Regions from separate parts of the Mus musculus genome. Here regions 2, 3 and 4 are each linked to region 1. Evidence: chromatin loops called from intact Hi-C (ENCODE). Cell type or tissue: heart. All regions are shown on one strand.

Region 1 (2,500 bases):
CTAGTGATAAAGGAAACAAGGAAGCCAGAACTTGGGCTTTCCTCCGTCTTCTGCTCCGCCGTATTTCTGCTCCGCAGTCTTTCCTTCCCAAGGCTGTCTGTCCTCTTTCAGTTTTTCCTCCTTTTGCCACTAGGGCCATGGACGCAAAGTGTCAAAATTGTTCTAGCAAGTGCAAACTGAAGCCGATCAGGTAAGTTGGACAATTTAGGCCAATGCAATCAAATAACAGAGGCAAAGGTTTCAACCTGAATTGTATAGATGTAGGTGTCAACTTTCCTGTTTCAATTTTTGTGTACAAACCCGAAGCTCTGCTTCTTTTCCCTTTGACGGGAGAGACTGGCAGAGCTTTGTTTATCTCGGCAGAACTTTGTTTATCTCATTTGCACGCAGTAGGCAGGCAGCCTCTGGAAAGCCCAGAGTAGTCTTAGGAGCAAGTAGCTTTAATAACGACAGCCACACCGCAGGTCATGGCTTGGAAGCATCACACTTTGACAGAATTCGAATTGCTCAAAGGCTTACAGCCCCCTGCCCCCTCCTCTCACCCTAACTTGCACTTCCGGGGGCAAGACTGCACTGAGCTGGTATGAATTTGGTCCACTGCCTACTTTAAAACATGGATTCTGGGGCTTAGAAGATGGCTCAGTGGGTAAAGGCATTTGTCACCAAGCAAGGCAACCTGAGTTCAGTCCCCAATGCCCACACAGCAGGGCAGAGTGACAATACAGACTGCAACAACTTGTCCTCCGACCACATCACCTCCTTTCTCTCTTTCTCCTTCTCCCCCTCTCTCCCTCTGCTTCTCTTTCTCCCTCTCTTTCCCCCTTCCCTCTTTTTCAATCAATAAATAAAATAAGCAGTCTACTTGTGTGTGTGTGTCTGTGTGAATCTATAGCAACTTGGTAGACTACTCCCTCCAGACACTCTGACACCCTAACAAAGAAGAAAGCAGTGTTCCTCAGAGCCAAACCTCTCCAGGGAAAACACCCTGAGGAGCGAGAGGCCTGTGTGAACTTGTCCCTAGTGCTGTTTTGCCACCTAGTGGCCTTATCGTTCTCCAACACCACTTGTTCTGATAGAAATCCATCTTTGCCCACAGCTGTGCTGTCTACCAAAGACCTCTCGAAACACATACTCCATGCCTTTGCTCAAAACCCCAGCTTCTGTAAGGAGGTGGACGAAGGGTGGACATGAGCGAAACACACTGTATTCATGCATGATGTTTGCCAAGGGTGCATATTTTTTAAATATCCCAAATATATAAAAATAAAGTATATGTTTTTTTTTTTAAATTCTAACTTCTGGACCAAAACACAAACTTCATAATTAACATGGCTTGTGTGATTTGACCACAGCTGTAATGCACGTGGGTTAGGTGACCTTTTTAACAGGCTCTTTACTCCTCAGAGTGAAGCTGCAGCTCTTCTCCTGGTTCCTCAGGTTTCTGCTGTGTGGTTCTCTGAATGCCCTGTGCACACACTCCAACTGGGCAGCCCACCTTGCCATTCCCCACCAGCACCCCAGGGCTCTGTCCCTTAACGGTGCTACAGTGCTGTTCTCTCCGCTGGGAACATCCAGACAAGCACGAGTTTACCCTCTCATCCTTATGTCTCTGTCCTAAAGTCACCTATTCAAAAATCTCTGCCCACCCTATCCTGTTCTACCTTTTTTTTTTTTTTTAATATGTAAGTACCCTGTAGCTGTCTTCAGACACTCCAGAAGAGGGCATCAGATTTCATTACAGATGGTTGTGAGCCACCATGTGGTTGCTGGGATTTGAACTCAGGACCTTTGGAAGAGCAGCCGGCACTCTTAACCACTGAGCCATCTCACCAGCCCGTGTTCTACCTTTTTATTCCCCAGCAATTATCACTTTGAGCAAAATTATATGTGCTTTCATTCTTTCCCCAGTATAAGGAGAGCTCTGTACGAGCTGTGTAAAGATTGGAATATTTGTCTTATTCATTAATACATGTTGTACCCAATATAGCTGCTTTTTTATAATGTGTTCATTGTGTTGGGGGATTGGATGGGGTGGTGGTGGGCGGAACAGACCTGACCCTAAGATTTTGAAATCACTTGTTTCTATATAAATCCTGAAAACATAAAATAGCATTCACCTCTTTTCTGGGTGTTCCTATCCTGCTAGCGATGCTTCTTGCCTCTGAGCACCCCATTTCAAGCTCTCAGGAGCTCCCAGAGCAGCATAGACACAAGCTGTACCCACCACAGAAGCAGGAAATATAAAACGAAGGAAGGGCCGAGGCCAGACGGTGATAGCATTTCAAATGTAAACACTTGGGTAATGTTTAAGCTCTGCAACTTTCTATAAAACAGAGCAGGCCAGAGAAGAACCGGGAGGGACTAGGTGCCATGTCTTGGTAAAGGAAGTGGCCTTGATCAGTACCCGGAACTAAGGAAACTTAGAGAAATAAATCTTAGACTAGCTGAGCCACTGCAGAAGGCACTGGGCACAGTGACTGACGGTTCATCCTTGTCCCTT
Region 2 (2,500 bases), 52 kb after region 1:
TAAGGATTGGTGGGCAGCCCAAAGCATCAACCCTCTATGCATGGCTGGTATGTTGCAGCTCATTACCTAGGCAGTACACGTTACACACACAGCTGTTTCTTCTGCCTTCCCCCCACGTTAGGGTAACTCCATGCACAGCTTCTCCATTGCAACCATACAGAACACTTCTTAGGAATTGATTTAACTATTATTCTATACCAAGTCTAGATAGAAGTGGACTTTCTTTCTCCTTTGGTCCACAGAGACACATTTACCACTTTTAGACACTCAGCACTATTACAAAAGCAACATTATATTAATGGGACAGTGAGGTGGTAGAAAAGGTGGTATAATAAAGTTCTTGTATGTACTTTGACAGCTAAACTACTATAACTTACAACTTGGTTAAGAGTGAAAATGTGGAGTCAGACAGCTGGACACAAGCCCTGGCTTTCCCAAGTACTGTACAGTATATATTCAAAGTTACATCATTTCAATAAAATGAAATGTCTTCTTCTATGAAATATGTAGGAATTTTCTAGGTTCGAAAGAACTCGAAATATATAAACCACAGAAGTAGATGCTCACAGTCATCTATAAGATGGAACACAGGGCCCCCAATGGAGGAGCTAGAGAAAGTACCCAAGGAGATGAAGGGGTCTGCAACCCTATAGGTGGAACAACAATATGAACTAACCAGTACCCCCAGAACTCGTGTCTCTAGCTGCATTTGTATCAGAAGATGGCCTAGTCGGCCATCACTGGGAAGAGAGGCCCTTGTTCTTGCAAACTTTATTTGCCCCAGTACAGGGGAACACCCGGGCCAAGAAGCAGGAGTCGGTGGGTAGGGAAGCAGGGCGGAGGGAGGGTATAGGGAACTTTCAGAATAGCATTTGAAATGTAAATAAAGAAAAAATCTAATAAAAATAAATAATAAATAAAAATATATAAACCACATTGAAAAGTATCTGTGATGCAGGAGAGGACCTGTTAGCTTGGTATCTTCTCTATCTCTGCTTTATGCTATCCCTTCACATCACCTACCAAAGAGCACACACCAACTCAGACTGCATTGTATGCACACTGGTAGGTAAGAGTTCCCTACGGAGAAAGGGCTGTTAACCACTGTAAGCACACACCATGTACTGAAACTCATGGTAAGAAGGGATAACTTATATCTCAGAACCTAAATCCAAACTCCTTCACGCCACCAGTTCAAAGCTTTTGAATGGATCTTTTTTCCCATGATATATGTTTATATCTCACTGCCTAGCTATGGGTGTCCCTGGATTCTACCAAATGATTTGAGCATAAGGAATCTTAAGTTCCAATAAGGGAAGGTTCAATCGTTCCAGACCGAGAATGGGTGAACTAGATTTGATGAGTAAGGTTTACAGAAAATCCTCTGAAAAAAAACTTCCCTAGAAGGCCTCTACAACCTGCTGCTGGGCAGTATTTACCAGGCAGACACCAGGGGGTAGTAAAATCTCACTCTCTTGGTCATTAATAACAAGGAGACTGAAGAGTCTACCTTAACTGGAAGGTTGGAGATAGCTCCACAGTTCTTGCCGGTTAATCACAGGGTTTTCCCTGCTTGAGATTCTTTTTTAACCCTATGAACCAGAGGGCTCGTGTCATCCCCATGAATTAAGTTTCTCCCTTCTCCAGACCCACAGGAAAAGGGGCAGAATGTAGCATCCTAAGATGAAAAGAGCCTGTCATGGAGGCCCTTTCTTCTCCTCCTGCTCCAAGCCTCATCGACTGTATCCACTACCACACGTCTTCTAAATAAACTTTACCCTCTAACTGCAATGCCAACACCTTCACGATCTCTCTGGGAAATGAGTACCTTTCAGATCGCCTCCCAAATGTCCACCTTTTGGACCAGTCTGTGACTCAGAGACAGGCAGGGCAACCCCTTGATGTGCTGCGGTTCCTCAAGCCTTTTTGAGAGACCCCACTCGGCCTTCACTTCCATGTAGAAGTGATACTCGAGTTTGTAGGTGAGGCAAAAAAAAAAAAAAATTAAAGGAGCCTAGCCCCTTTTGTCTGAAGTGTAAGATAATAGTCACTGCCAAAAGCCCTAGCATATGGGCCACTATCGCCCTGCAACAAGAAGGAAAGATCTGACATCAGTACTAAAGCGTGGGGTCTAATCCGGGAACTGTTGCTTCCCCTTCTCTAACCGCAGAGCAACAGGGGTCTAAGGTAGAGAAAAAGGCAAAGGCAGCGTGGAGCAACTCCGCAAACGCCCCCAGACCCTACAGAGGGATCCTGATCCCGGGGCCCTGGCCTCTCAGCCGTGACACATATCCCCCCACCCCACATGCCAAGCCTTTACTTCGTAATTCCCCTCATCCCCCGCCCTCCCCAGGCTGCACACAGGAGCCCATTGTAGTCTCATGGAGCCTTGAGACCCAAGAAGGTGGAAGGGGAAGAAGGGCGGGCAAACGCCCAAGGCTTGGGGGAATACCCTAATTTCCCGGCCTTCAGCTCTACCTAAAGGGAACTAAAGGCTGTG
Region 3 (2,500 bases), 75 kb after region 1:
CCTGAGTGACCCCACCACGCCTCTGTGAGCTAGGTGAGTCAACACCCTTTTCTCCCACATCCCCTATTCTAAGGACCTTCCTTCCTGACCTCGGGTGCTTGGAAGCCAGCTTCTTGCTTCTCCCAACCCATCTCCCTCTTCTCTCCTGGCTTCCAGAGAAGATCCAGATCTGCAGCCCCTTCTCAGCACATTTTTGGCTGGGATGCCAATGGGACATAATGGAGGACCTAAGCTCTCGATTCCCTCCCTCTGCTTCCTGGACAGAGAGGTGGGCGGGGACCAGAGCTTCCCCTGCCACCACTGTCTAGCTCTCCCCTGCTTGGTGCCTTTTGCTGCAGGAACCGGAGTGGCCCTGTTCAATTGCCTTTATGCTCCGAGGGCAGGGAAATGTCCCCTTGCTGTGCTACTGCACACCCCCGGGACACTGCTCTGCGGACACCCACTACTCTTCTCATCCCAACTCTCCCAGAAGATTCATCTCTGCCAGGTCGAATGGAATTCCATTCTGGGAGATCATGAGAAATATGTTGTAAGCCACTGAAGGAGACGGGGTGGGCACTGCAGACTTTATATGTAATTACTGTTATTATACTATTGTTACATTAAATATATTTACTCTCACTGTGACTCTGAGGAGCTCGCGCAGGCCTCTGGATTAAGGTGGTTGAACTGACTTCATTACTTCCCTATAACCACTAAGTAGGACTCAGAAGATAAAACCAAGGTCAGAAAGTAGCTGTTCCTTCCTCCCCTTGCTGGCCCCAACACTGCAGGTCTGGGTCTGAGTGTGGGAGAATGCCTCCCCCTCAGGCTCTGGGAAGCTCAATGAACTCTGAAGTCCCTCCTCCATTCTGCACCCACTTCTTGAGGCCTGAGATGGTCGGATGGGTCCAGCACAATGCAGCACTTATCTATGATGTCCTCGGGCCTCAGTGCAAGAGAGGCCACGGCTATTTATTACAAACGCTAGCTTTAGGGCCTCATCCAGAGTTACTGAATCAAAGATTTGCATCCTTATCGACCTCGTTGATAACGAAGTGCCCAGGAGGAGTGAAACACAGGCAGACACACACAGGGCCTTGTGCCTCAAGACACCTGTTTATTGGGGACATGACTCTTCAACAGGGATGACAGGAATCGTACCAAAAATAGCAACGTCTACAAGGGCCCCTGATAGGGCTAGAAGGGTACAGTGCCCCCCACCCCCACCCCTTATACAAAAATAAACTCTCATGCCTATGGACCAGCAGGAACTGGCAGAGCGGCTCCTTAACAGGAACACATCCTCTACCAGCCCGAGGACCCCGTTCTTTGACCCTCACCTCTGCCACTTCTAAGGCACTGTGACTCCTCTGGGCTGGGTGGGTGCTGCTAGCCCACTCTCCTCCACCCACTGCCCACTTTACCTCTTGGTCCACCTTGGGCTGGGATACGGGTCCCACACTGCTCCCTGCTGGCTGCTCTACCCAACTACCTCTAGCACTTCCCCGCTCCTGCGGGGTAAGCTTACTAAGCTAATCACTCCTAAGAGGGCTCCCTACCGTTCTTGCCCCCCAAGACCTGCCTCTCCGGATCTAGACAGCCCTGGGCTGCCCTCCTCTTCTAGTGGAGGACTGGGAGGGGTCTCTCCTGATGGTGCCCGGACATAGGTTGGAGACGTGTCGGCTCGGGGCTGCCGGCGGCCCCGAGCACGACGGCTATGGTGTACTTGCAGATGCAAGGCCATGAGCTCAGGAGCTCCAGTGGCAAAGGGGCAGAAGAGGCAGCGGTGAAGGGCACCCCCTGCCCCGGCCTCACCTCCCGGGCCCGCCCGTAGGGACAGGTCCAGGGGTTCGGCTTCACCACCTCGCCCGTTTCGCAGGGTCCTCCCAGGGCTAGCAGGCTTCCTACGGGACCCTGGTCCGGTGCTGCTCGAAGGAGGCCGGGTACTTGCAGTGCCCTCTACCCAGGTGGCTGAGGCCTGAGTTGGCTTGGCTCCTGACTGCGGCTGCAGTGAGCCCCGCTGGGAAGGTGGCGGGGGTTCTGGGGGAGGCCCAGGACCCGCACTGCTCCTCTGCTCTCGGTGGTGACGCTGAAGGTGATACTTGAGCGAGCCCGACTGGGTACCTGCATAGTCGCAGTGTGGACACTTGTAGGGACGCTCACCTGGGAAGAGTAGGTCACGGGATCACTACCACTCGCACACCCACATGTATTTTGCTCAATTTACAAACTTCATCCCAAGGAGCAAACGCTGACTCCCCGCGAGGTGATTTAGATGATCTTTCCAACCTGAAGGGTGGCCAGCAGAACCTCCAGCCTTCTGGCTGCTCTTACCTTTCTTCCTCCTAGACCCTCCCCTATGCAGAAAGCCTCCCTCACCTGTGTGCACACGGAGATGCACTTTTAAGTGATGCGCCGAGCGGAAAGATTTTCCACAGAAGGGGCAGTCCTTGCCAGTGGCCCCACGGCCCGCTTCAGATCGTGTCCCTCCAACCAGCAGCCCGTTTTCTTCTGCAAC
Region 4 (2,500 bases), 47 kb before region 1:
GTGACACACTTCTTACAACAAAGCCACACCTCCCAATCCTTCCCAAAGTTCCACCAACTGGGATCAAGGAATTCAAACCACCTGTGAGGCTCCGTCTCATTCAAACCACCACCGTCAGCTCTTGAGATGTTACATTCCCAATGAAAAGGAAGGATGTCTATTAGGCCATTAGCAGGAAAAAAGGAAGGCACGTCTCTATTATCAGTTTGACAGGGAACAAAGGAATGTCCTTCACAGACACCATCAAGTCTCTGATTTCGTCCCATTCCTCAGCGTTCAGTCTCATGTGGCATCCAAACTGTTGTTCTTTCATGTCTGGCTTTTTTTAAATGATATGGATGAAGTATAACAATTTAAATATAAAGTCATGTCTCTTCGAATTGCCAAAGTACATATAAAAATAGTAACATAAGTTTGTCGGTTTACTTTGATCCAGACATTATCACATTTAATCATTATAACAAGGCTTTAAAGGCATCAACTGTCACTGCTCCAGAATCAACTGACCACCAAATGCCAGACCCTAGAAGGTTATACATATCCTATACTCTGACACCTGCCCACAAAAACAACAACAACATCAACCCAATCAATCTATCAGGGCAGATCTGTAAGTGGCAGAGATATTTTATTGTTTCAGCACAAGCCAGTAATTTAACATGAAAAATAATAATAAAGTATAACAACTGCAAAGTATAGGCTGGGCATTGGTGGCACAGGCCTTCAAACTAACCACTTGAGTGACAGAGGTTGGTGGATCTACATATTGAGTTCCAGGCCAGCCAACCAGGGCTCTATGTGTGTGTGTGTGTGTGTGTGTGTGTGTGTGTGTGTGTGTGTGTGTGTGTGTGTGTGTGTGTGTGTGTGTGTGTCTGTGTCTGTGCGCGCGCGCGCGGGAGTGGGAGGGGAGGGGGAGGAAGGGGGGAGGGCGAAGCAAACTTTCAAAAGACTGCAGTAGGTAACACCTTTTCCACAGCTGTCGTACATACACACTCCCTCGAGTCTCCAGAGAGTCATTGGATAAAATCAAACCTCTACTACCCACATAAGACAAACCAAGCATCTAAGAATCCAGCTCACACAGATACCCATATATGGTCCTGTAACTTTTCTAATTGGACTGAAGACTATAGAGTACTCTTCGTCCTGTCAGCTAACTTCTGCCCCCAAGAGGCTAAAGAGGAAACCACAGCTGGGTAAAGTACTGCTGCCGGGACCCAAGAATTTACAGGTCCATGAGTCTTTTTTTTTTTTTTTTTTAAAGATGTATGAGTGCTCTGCTGCATATACATCCACAGGCCAGAAGAGGGCATCAAATCCCCTTACAGATGGTTGTGAGCCACCATGTGATTGCTAGGATTTAAACTCAGAACCTCTAGAAGAGCAATCAGTGCTCTTAACCGCTGAGCCATCTCTCCAGCCCCAGGTTTTGGGGGGTTTTGTTGTTGTTGTTGTTGTTTCCCCACACACACACTGATTAACCCTTCGAACATTTAGCTTAAAATTCTCCATTTGCATTTCAAGGACCAACAATACCCAGTACGGTGCATTGTTTAAAAATGTAACTCTGACTTTCGACTCCCTAGCACTTAATTCAGCTATCACCTATTAAGTTCATGAACTTGGGTAAATTAACCACGTGAAAAATTAAGTTAGCAACAGATGTTTGTGGAAATAAGATGGCGGGAATTCGGTGTGCTACGTGGGAAGCTCTTGATAGAAAACCTGGAGCAAACTCGCAGACAACAAATGTGAAAAAAAAGTAAGCTAATTTTTATATTTATTAATTTGCAAACTGTAATAGTTATTAGCGCTCATCGTTGACTGCCTAAATCTGATTTTTGTTATGGTCTTGTCCCGTCTCACAAAGGGAAACTAGCCACGGTTCAGAATTCTACAGCACCAAATGAAAACAAAGAAAGTCCACACTTTCCTTTTCACCTGCCTACCCCACTCTCAGCCCCACTCCTGCCCCCACCCCCGCCCAGCCCTGCCCCCGCCTCTGTCCTCCCAAGTCCCACTCCCTACCACCCCCCCACGTCCCCTTCTATCTCCCCACCCCAGTGAGACTGCTTCCCCCTCCACGCCGCCCCCATCTCCCTACTCCCCCAACCCCTCTCCCTCCTACCCCACTAGCCCCCCCTAACCCGTGAGACTGATCCCTCCCCATCACAAAACACGCCCAAGCCGGGTTGGTCTCGCCCGCAGCCACGCTCAGCATTGAGACCACGCCCCTTCTGAAGGCTAAGCCCCTCCCACGAACGGCCTTCTTCGCAGAGACGTACATAAGGTACATAAGGTCGCTTATTGGCTGTTAGCAAATACTCCCTCTTCTCATTAGTTGATACCGTCCGGGTCGAAGTTCCACGGAAGATGCTCTTAGCTGCTTGGGCTGAGGGTTACAGGCATGTGTACTTCCGTTTCCGGTGTGTCCTGAAGCCATGGCCACCGCCAGGACACCGAGATTTCTGCTGCTGTTCTGCAGATCCTGCCGCAGCCT

Evidence for each region. A loop is a pair of places that touch in the nucleus more often than their neighbours do. Peaks named below come from ENCODE experiments on the same cell type or tissue, not always from the same donor. Only the 100,000 strongest peaks of a DNase experiment are listed, where the experiment ranks them.
Region 2: it touches region 1 in a loop (2.3-fold over the local background); 15 of 42 quality-filtered maps call a loop at or near these places.
Region 3: it touches region 1 in a loop (3-fold over the local background); 5 of 42 quality-filtered maps call a loop at or near these places.
Region 4: it touches region 1 in a loop (2.2-fold over the local background); 6 of 42 quality-filtered maps call a loop at or near these places.

What each region holds. Positions count from the first base shown.
Region 1 is chr14:51,929,987-51,932,486 of GRCm38, forward strand. No RefSeq gene overlaps it. Among named protein-coding and RNA genes, the nearest start is that of Rnase13, 8.5 kb to the left of the region's middle. In heart, CTCF peaks have their summits at 126 and 1,045 (motif pointing left); a DNase peak (open chromatin) is centred at 1,045; H3K27ac peaks cover 479 bases.
Region 2 is chr14:51,981,986-51,984,485 of GRCm38, forward strand. It overlaps a transcript of Arhgef40 not described here. Among named protein-coding and RNA genes, the nearest start is that of Arhgef40, 1.6 kb to the right of the region's middle. In heart, a CTCF peak has its summit at 1,436 (motif pointing right); no DNase peak of the experiment used is centred here; H3K4me3 peaks cover 655 bases; H3K27ac peaks cover 495 bases.
Region 3 is chr14:52,005,003-52,007,502 of GRCm38, forward strand. Arhgef40 (Rho guanine nucleotide exchange factor (GEF) 40) reads left to right here. Exons shown (of 24, transcript NM_198249.4): 23 at 1-33; 24 at 339-1,245. The coding sequence ends at 28. Zfp219 (zinc finger protein 219) reads right to left here. Exons shown (of 5, transcript NM_027248.2): 4 at 2,362-2,493; 5 at 1,075-2,145. The coding sequence ends at 1,538. Among named protein-coding and RNA genes, the nearest start is that of Tmem253, 11 kb to the right of the region's middle. In heart, a CTCF peak has its summit at 1,467 (motif pointing left); DNase peaks (open chromatin) are centred at 1,469 and 1,989; H3K4me3 peaks cover 891 bases; H3K27ac peaks cover 2,294 bases.
Region 4 is chr14:51,882,505-51,885,004 of GRCm38, forward strand. Mettl17 (methyltransferase like 17) reads left to right here and starts at 2,338. Exons shown (of 14, transcript NM_001029990.1): 1 at 2,338-2,500. The coding sequence starts at 2,442. In heart, CTCF peaks have their summits at 1,207 (motif pointing left), 1,420 and 2,479; DNase peaks (open chromatin) are centred at 1,187 and 2,307; H3K4me3 peaks cover 1,190 bases; H3K27ac peaks cover 1,606 bases.